Linked DNA regions of Homo sapiens: region 1 is linked to region 2. Evidence: chromatin loops called from intact Hi-C (ENCODE). Cell type or tissue: PC-3. All regions are shown on one strand. Each heading gives the region's core, and the rest is flanking DNA. Links, peaks and the distances in the headings are about the cores only. Region 1 overlaps LANCL3 (LanC like family member 3). Region 2 overlaps LANCL3 (LanC like family member 3).

Region 1 (4,401 bases), core at 129-4,128, 64 kb after region 2:
AAAAGCTCTTGGGTAGGTGACTTTGAATAAAGAACAACAAGGCTTTTGCAGTGCAGATATCGTTGGTCATTAAGCTCTGTAGTGCGCACTGTACAATGCATGCCTCAGCGGAATTACACAACCCAGAATGGACCTCAGTGGTGATTCTCCAGTGTGTTGAAGCTATACGTGCCAAGTGTGGCTGTCACAAGGTCCTATTAGATCCCATATTTTCAAAAGTTTAGTCTCTCAAAACATATTTATTAAGTAATAATTCTTTTTCCCAGTTGCATTTGGCAAAGTCATACATCATTACTGACTCAGGCTTCTTATCAATGCACAATAATTAGTGTTCCTATGATGAAATGATGTGGCTCCTGGTTCCTATCAAAAGCAAAGAAACCCACCATTCCTTTTTTTTTTTTTTTAATTAAGCAGCCTTATTGTGGCTTCCATTATGCTGGGTTAGGAGCCAACAGGTTTACTAAATTTTGGTTTAGAAGTTTTGCGAGGTCACTTCCATGTAACATTCTGTGATCCAGGATGCAGGAAGAGGCTCTTTCACCCTGGCCAGAACCACAGGATCAATACCTTTTAAGCGTTCTGGGGCTCATGGCCTGGTACAGCAATTAGACCATCTCACCCTTCTTCCTTCTACATCTCTCATCTATACCCCAGTATCAGCCTGTGCTGGGTTGAGAAATGGGGCACTTTATGGTCAACAGACATGTATGAGGTTCTTGGCATTTGCCAGACACCATGCCACACACTAGTGGAACAAAAGTGAACAACATACAGTTTCTGCTCTTGAGTAGTTTGCACTGTATTAGGGGAGGCAGCCATGGAAATAGGTAATTTTAACTGGGTTCTGTGTAAGTGCTAAAGTTTGTATAGGATCAATGAAATCTCAGAGGGGTTCCTCATGCTGCCTTCAGGTCCAGGGAAGGCTTCCTGGAGGTTGTGATGCCTAAGGTAAGTTAGCCAGATCAAGAAAGGTACAAAGCTTGTTCCAAGCAAAGTGAACCACATTGGTAGTAAGAAGCATGGAAGCACTGTAGGTGGTTTGGTTCTACTGAAGTGAAAAGTTTCAAGAAGGGAATGGAGGAAAAGAGGTGGGAAAATAGAAAAGGAGCTCAGTCACAAGGGGCTTTCTGTGTCATGCTAAGGCATCTGGGTAATAGGGAGTCATTTAGTAGTTTAAGCAGGGGAATGTCATGGTCAGATTACGGTCCTAGAAAGGTCATTCACTCTGCCACAGAATGAATTTAAGGCATGGCAGACCTGGGGACAGGAGGCTAAAGCAATCATCTAAGAAGGACACCTAGAGCCTGAGAGAGGCCAGCAAGAGCAGGGTCTTCCCACCCACCTTCCTTTGATTGGCTGTAATACCCTCCTTCTTCACCAAGCTCTTTCCTCAGGTTCTAGAATTAGAGCTTGGTATCAAGAGGAACCTGTAAGGGAGCAGGGAAGCAGAACAGGCCAAAGAGGAGCATGTCTTACCTGGAGACTAGCTTCACCCTGAGTCTGAGGAGAAGCTAAGAAACACAGTTTACATCAAGAAGCTGGGTCTCTCTTGAGGCAAGGAAGTCAATATTTTGTATCCCTGTGTCATCCCTGTGAGGGGTGGCTGCATAGCATAGCCTCTCATTTGTCTGAGGGCAAATCTCTCAAGAAGATGCAGCAGTGAGCTTTGTTAGTTGCCAACTTTCACAGGAACTGGGAAATGAGGCACTTGCTGGCAAGGTAAAGCTGATCCATGCAGGTCATCAACAGCATCCAGTACACCTTGCTAATTCCTTATCAACCCCCAATAATCAGGTTAGATGGTGTCACCCCTCTAGTAGTCATCTCCTTCTACCAAGTGTGTGCTAGGGGCCCTCCTGTGTGCTTCCATGAGACTTCTATTTCCCCTCACATAGTCTAATTAATACTTCCAGTTAAGCTGAAAAACACCATGAAGATAGATGCTTTTTAAAAGCTTAACACCTGCTACTGTGCCTGGCATATAGCAGATGCCCAATTAATATAGAAACACTTACCAAGTTCTGTGAAATGTCTCTTTCATTGACTTTCTATTTTTTTAGAGAAGCTTTTTTTGTTTCTTTTTTTTATTGAGGTGAAATTTACATAATATACAATTAACCACTTTATTATTTTTTATTTTCTCCACTTTTACTTTGATTCAGAGGGTACATGTGCTGGTTTGTTACATGGGTAAATTGCATGTCACTGGGGTTTGGCGTACAAAGGATTTTGTCATGCAGGTAGTGAGCATAGTACCGAATAGGTAGTTTTTCAACCCTTACCCTCTTCCTACCCTCCCTCCTCAAGTAGGCCCTGGTGTCTATTGTTCCTATCTTTGTGTCCATGTGTTCTCATCATTTAGCTCCCACTTATAAGTGAGAACATGTGGTGCTTGGTTTTCTGTTCCTGCATTCATTTCCTAAGGATAATGGCCTCCAGCACCATCCATGTTCCTGGACATAATCTCTTTTTTTATGGCTGCATAGTATTCCATGGTGTGTATGTACCACATTTTATTTATCCATTCCACCACTGATGGGCATCTAGGTTGACTCCATGTGTTTGCTACTGTGAATAGTGCTGTGATGAACATACACGTCATTGGCTTCATTTTTGTCTTTCTGCTAACATAACCAGCTCACAGCTACCCTGTTACCCTTCTTTAGGTCTCTCCTGATACCACTAAAATTGGGACATTTTGTCCATAATAATCACATTGTCATATAAAAAATAAAAGCCAACCAATCCAAAGCAAAAACACTTCCATTGATTCCCTGATGACCACAGAGTACAGTCCAAGCTATCTAATTAGATTTGTAAAACCATCCATAATCAGAACCCAGTCTAGCCTTCTTCCCCACTGGTCTGTTGGTTAGAACATTGCCCCACTAGCCTTCATGTGGCTTCTTCCTGCCTCCATGTCTTTGCCCTTGCTAATCTTAGTGCTAGATAGAATGCCCTCCCTGCTTCATCTTGGGCCTGGAATTCTCTATGTATCCTTCAAAGTTCTGAAAAAGTGCTCCTTCCATTTAAGGCCTCATCTAACTATCTCCGTAGGGAACTTCCACCTTTCTGATTCTGCTAGTATTATTGAGAGAACCATTTATTTTATGTTCCAGCAGCATCATGAAATATATATCCTATTATGTATCAGTCATATGCATATATTTTTATCTCCCTTTTTAGAGAGTGCCTTCCTGAAGGGTAGGAGTCATGTTTAGCATTTATTCAATATCACCCAGGGCTGGAACTGACTATATAATTTGGGAGGCCCATAGCAAAATGAAAATGCAAGTTATTTTTAGAAAAATTATTAAGAATTTCAAGGTGGTAATAGCAGAGCATTAAACTCAACATGGAACCCTTTTAAGGAGTATGGGCTGTAGGCCTGCACAGGTGGCATGCCCATGATTCCAGCCTTGTCTAGGGCTGTGCGTACAGTACATAATCAATGACTACTCTCAAATGAATGGATGCAATGAATGAATGAATGTATGAATAAATAAGTTCAGTTCTTTTAATATCATCATTTAGTTTGTGCAAGGTACTTTGTTCCTAAAACTGAGGTAGGAGAATGCTGTAGGTAAACATTGTCAGTAGTTGACTGGAAAGCATTGACTGAACAAAGAGCTTGTTGCTTTGTAAGTATTAACCACAGGCTATATTAAAGGATACACTTAAAAAGGGTATGAAATCATGACTCTCATACAAATATAAAAAGAATATGTATGAACCATTTTACTGAGCTCATTATTTAATGAGGGAACCAGAAAGATGTTACAACTGTTTCAAAGGGAAATCCAAAGAGTAGACATATTTATATAGGCCATTAGGAATGCTGAAATAAATTTGCTTAATAGATGCAAAACTGGCTTCTTCCACAGAGGCAGAGGGAAGTCAACCTCTACCAGACAGAGTGTGAGTTTCTAGGGACAGAAAATATTTACATTACTATCAGTTTTCTACAAGACAATTTCTATCTCTACAGAGTTGTAAAATAGCCTAGTCAAAGCAATGAAAGGCAATGATAACCCTGATTGATGAGGTAGTCAAGATACCAGCTATATTTCAGTCTTTCACACTTTTTATATAGGAGAAAGGTAGGCTATGCAGGAGAGAATGTGATCTTGTGATACCAACCTCCTCACTGAATATGAACACCCAGAACTTGGGGAAAATCATTTCTATTAATAGCTGTTGCTTCTCTTGTTTCTCTTGTAACTGATACTACTTTTGTTGAAGAGCTTTGAAGGAACAGTTCTTTCCTTGGAACAATCAGGGTGGGAAGGACTCACTTCACAGCTAAAGTAGAAGTCTTGGCAAGATCCTTCTGGAGCATTGTTTTTCTTGGAAAAACTCCCAGTTTTGCTTTTAAGAAAATGTGTATAGTTATAAGTA
Region 2 (4,401 bases), core at 328-4,327:
TATGAGTCCCTTATCAGAAATATGATTTGCAAATATTTTCTGCCAACCTACAAAAGTAGGTTGTCTTTTAACTGTGTTGATGGTTTCCTCTGAAGCACAAGTTCTTAATTTTTATAAAGTCCAGTTTATCAACTTTATCTTTTGTTGCTCATATTTTTGGTATCATATCTAAGAAGACTTTGTCTAAATTGAATTCATGATCTTCTCCATTGTTTGTATCAATGCTTTGCTACCTTGGCTGCCCATTAGGATCACCTGGGGAGTTTTAAAAATTCCTGAGTCCAGGCCATGCTCCAGACAAATTAAATCTGAATCTCCTGGGCCAGGTCCTAGGCATCAATAATTTTAAAGTTCTTCAGGTAATTCCAGTGTGCAACCGAGGTAGAGCACTCTGATATGCAGTATCTAGTCAATTATAGTAATCTGTCTTTTGTAAGATGCATTTTTATGTACCAGTAAGAAAGAGAAAAATCACTGTCAATCAAAATGACACAACACCTTCTTATCACTTAGGATTTTATACTTATTGAAGGACAAGTATAACTTATCTTTTAAAGTTATTTAGACATTGATTTTATCATGTATCACTCATGTGTATACCTAACAGAAAAATATAAGCAAGATACGTTCATTAAGATATTCATAAAACTTTCTTACAGTCGGACTTCTACAGTCCTGAATCACTTCTTCCTCAGTCACTGATTTCCGTGATTTTTCACAAAGTACCTTCCTTTGTACCATCAAAAGCAGTAGTGATGCAGAATTTCTTAAAAGAGTGTTCCACTTTGTCTGTGGCATTTTTTCCCAAGTAGTTGACACCTAGTTTGAAGGTTTTGATGCACATGCACAGACCACGAGAGTCACGTCCTACTGCCTCCTGGCCGATGGTGATTTTGACATATATTCCAATTTCAAAGATGTTAAGATTTTTTTAAAAAAGTATATCTTGGAATTGATAAAATTATGTAGTTTTTTTATAATAGGAAAAGGGACTTCGAAGTATCTAGACTAGTGCTACTCAAAGTATGGCTTGCAGGTCAGTGCCATTCTGCAAATTTGTTACTAGTCTACACGATGTAAGTATAGAAATTTGAGGTAAGCACTTAGGAACTTTATGAACAATTAGACTGAGTAATTAGAGTGAGTTTTCTCCGGTAATTTCTCTGGTGATGTATCAGTATGTTATTTTGTGAAAATATCAGTCCATTATGGATTAGACATTTAAATAAAAACAAGACTATTTCTTCACCAATGATAGTTTGAATACTATTGATCCTAGTGGTTCTGAAATTTTAGTGTTCATCAGAGTCACTTGACCCAGACTGATAAAGCACAAGTTGTTAGCCTTACATAGATCTGGGGTAGGGTGGGATAATTTGCATTTCTAACAAGTTGCTAGGTGATGCCAGTGCTGCTGATCCAAGTACCACACTTTGAGAACCACTGTCCTAGACCACTATAATGCTGGCAGCAGAAATTTTGCCAACGGTTTCCAGCTTAATTTGTAGAACACAAAGTCCTGATGCTCTCTTGGAAAGTTTCAGCTTCCAGTGATCACTCTTAGTGAAGTTAGAATAACTTCTTTAAAACTCAGTTTAATCTCCTCTCCTTGGTGCACTGTTCAGAGCACCACAACATACAGTGGCATAATCACTGTAGGCTGCAGAGTATATGTGATCATGTTTGGTTAGATGTTCACAGTCTTCTTAGAAGAGCAAAACATGAATTTTATTTTTCAAGTGAATTGGTGCTATGATGGGTATAATTAAGCTCCCAGTTCTGAGAATTCTGTGGGCACTCTGTTGACAGCATTCTAGAGACTGGCTGCTCAAGTAGCACAAATATCCAAGGTAACCCTTTCCAGTGGCATAAACCAGGCAGCCTGCCAGACTTCTGAGATATTTGTATTGGCTCATCGAGGTGACAGGAAGAAGTTTGTTTATAAAAAATCGGCATTGTGTATCCATGACATGCTTCCCAGAAACAAATATTGTTATCATTGTCATCTTAAAGAATAAAGTAGCCCCCCCTTATCCTCAGTTTCACTTTCTGTGGTTTCAGGTGCCTTTGGTCAACCACAGTCTGAAAATAGGTGAGTATAGTACAATAAGATATTGAGAGAGAGAGGGAGACCACATTCACATAACTTTTATTACAGTATATTATTTTAATTGTTCTATTTTATTATTAGTTATTTTTGTTAATCTCATACTATGACAAATTTATAAATTAAACTTTATTGTAGGTAGTTATGCATAGGAAAAATAACAGTATACATGGGGTTCGGTAGTACTTGAGGTTTCAGGCATCCACTGGGGATCTTAGAATGTATCCCCTATGGATAAGGATGGACTAGAATATATATCAACCTCAGAGACCTTAATAAATGACCCATTAGGGAAAAATTAATATCATTGGATGAGTCAAATATATTAATTATTGGTGCCACAGGCAGAGTAACCTTCCTTCTTGCCACCATGGCAAATGCTGCTAATCTTTTCAGTGTCCACAGGCAACATCTGTAGCCCTCTGAATATTAGATGATGCATGCCTTTCACTGGGATGGGAATAATTAACACCCTGGTATTGTAACCTGCTATGAACCTTATTAGAGTACTAATTCAGTACTTCTCAAACTTTCATGCACCTGAATCACTTGGAGAACTTGTTAGGGGGCTGGGATGGGGCCTGAGATTCTGCATTTCTTTTAAGCTCCTAGTTGATATCTGTGTTCCTGGTCTGAGGACCAAGTGTTAAGTGACAGGATGCGAAACACTTTTGAACCCCTGCTTTTGTAAGGTCGCCTGTCTGACAAACTAGCAAGTGGGACAGTGGTATAACCCTTTACCAGAAGCTTAGCCCACTCACCCAAAGTGGTCATTGCCTGTGTCTCTACTCAGTAAAAACATTCAGCTGACACTAGGGATACTATTCGTGTTGGAAACCACTCCTTTTATGTCTATATACTTTAAGATATTTTTACCTTGGGCATGAAAAATGTCAAATTTATTTCCATCAGAAAATGCTGTTTGGTGGGGGAAGAGTTGTCATGAGTAGCATATTGTGGGTAATTGCATAGCATAATATCAGAGAAAAGCCCCCAAATACTAAGGAAAGATAAAAGATGCAGCCTCTGTGATATGCCACTTAATGATGTCCTCAGAAAGCCACAGCTTTCCCTTGTAAATTTCAACTTATGATCAATGATCAGTTGTGCATGGGATGAGTACTGCTTTAATAAAATGATAATTTCATTGCTTCCTTTGGTCTTGGGTGAAACTCGAGTGACGAGATATTATTGAGTCTGTGTGCAGTCATGGCTCATTGTGGATACTTAGCATGCTTCTATTCTCAAGGAGCACATTACAGTAAACTAACAAGAATTATTTTAAATAATGAAATCTACCCAGATCTGAGGGCAAATGCTAGATTCCTTTCCTGGATAAATGTCAGTTAGCAATGCTTTTAGCTGCAAATGATAGAAAATATGACTTACAGTGCCTTAAAATAGGGTTATTTTTCTAATACATAAAAAAGTCTGGAAGTTGGTGGCTGCTAGCAAATGAGTTCAATGAGTTGGTGATGTCAAGGCCAGTGTCTCTGGACTTCATTGCCTTTTTTGCCTTATGGTTGCAGATAATGTGTGGAAGCTCCAGATACCATGTCTATGTTCAAGGCAGGAAGAAGAGTGAAGTCTGTACCAGATATGTCTGAACTTATCAGGGAAACGAAAGCTATCCAATAAATCTCCAGCAAATTTCTTTTTATGTCTATTGAGCAGAACTGTTACATGGCCATGTAAGGGAATCTGGAAAGCTTGCATTTATCTGGCCTACCTTGAAAAATATTGGGGTCCTATTAGCAAGAAAGAAGGGAGAGATTGCTACTGGGTAGGCAACAAACTGGTGCCATGCCAAAAGTAGCTAGAAGTAAAATTTCCCCGCCTGATGTGATTAAACTTCGTTCTTAGCAGAATGCAATGATCATTTCTAGGAAAAAGAGTGAGTGTATTGGGGCAGGTTGGGAGTTTTGGTAGAGAGAAGAAGCAAAGGTCAAACAGTATTTTGACATCCAAACTCCACTCCCTCCCAGTGAGAAATTATACATATATATATAGTTTTGAAGTAACAAACTATACCTGAATTCAAAAGGAAAGGCAAACAGACATCATGTTATGCATGCAAAGCAGTTTGCAAATTCAACAACAGAATTTCTAAAGTCATAATTATGGCAGCTCCCCTTATTCTGCAGTCTTTTTAGAAAGTTCAAGTATTAAACAGCTTGTGTTGTCAGCTTAATGAATCTCTAATGATTTTGAAAGAAAACTCTGTACCATTAATTATCATTAGAATGCCTCTTGGGACACTTCAAGATTCCATTTTTGATAAGAAGCAACCCATA

Evidence for each region. Hi-C counts contacts between places; a loop is a spot of excess contacts. Peaks named below come from ENCODE experiments on the same cell type or tissue, not always from the same donor. Only the 100,000 strongest peaks of a DNase experiment are listed, where the experiment ranks them.
Region 1: it touches region 2 in a loop (2.0-fold over the local background); 1 of 110 quality-filtered maps calls a loop at or near these places.

The regions. Positions count from the first base shown.
Region 1 is chrX:37,662,424-37,666,824 of GRCh38, forward strand. All of the region lies in intron 3 of LANCL3 (LanC like family member 3), which reads left to right. Among named protein-coding and RNA genes, the nearest start is that of XK, 21 kb to the right of the region's middle. In PC-3, for the core only: no CTCF peak of the experiment used is centred there; no DNase peak of the experiment used is centred there; H3K27ac peaks cover 434 bases.
Region 2 is chrX:37,598,056-37,602,456 of GRCh38, forward strand. All of the region lies in intron 1 of LANCL3 (LanC like family member 3), which reads left to right. Among named protein-coding and RNA genes, the nearest start is that of LANCL3, 29 kb to the left of the region's middle. In PC-3, for the core only: no CTCF peak of the experiment used is centred there; a DNase peak (open chromatin) is centred at 1,906.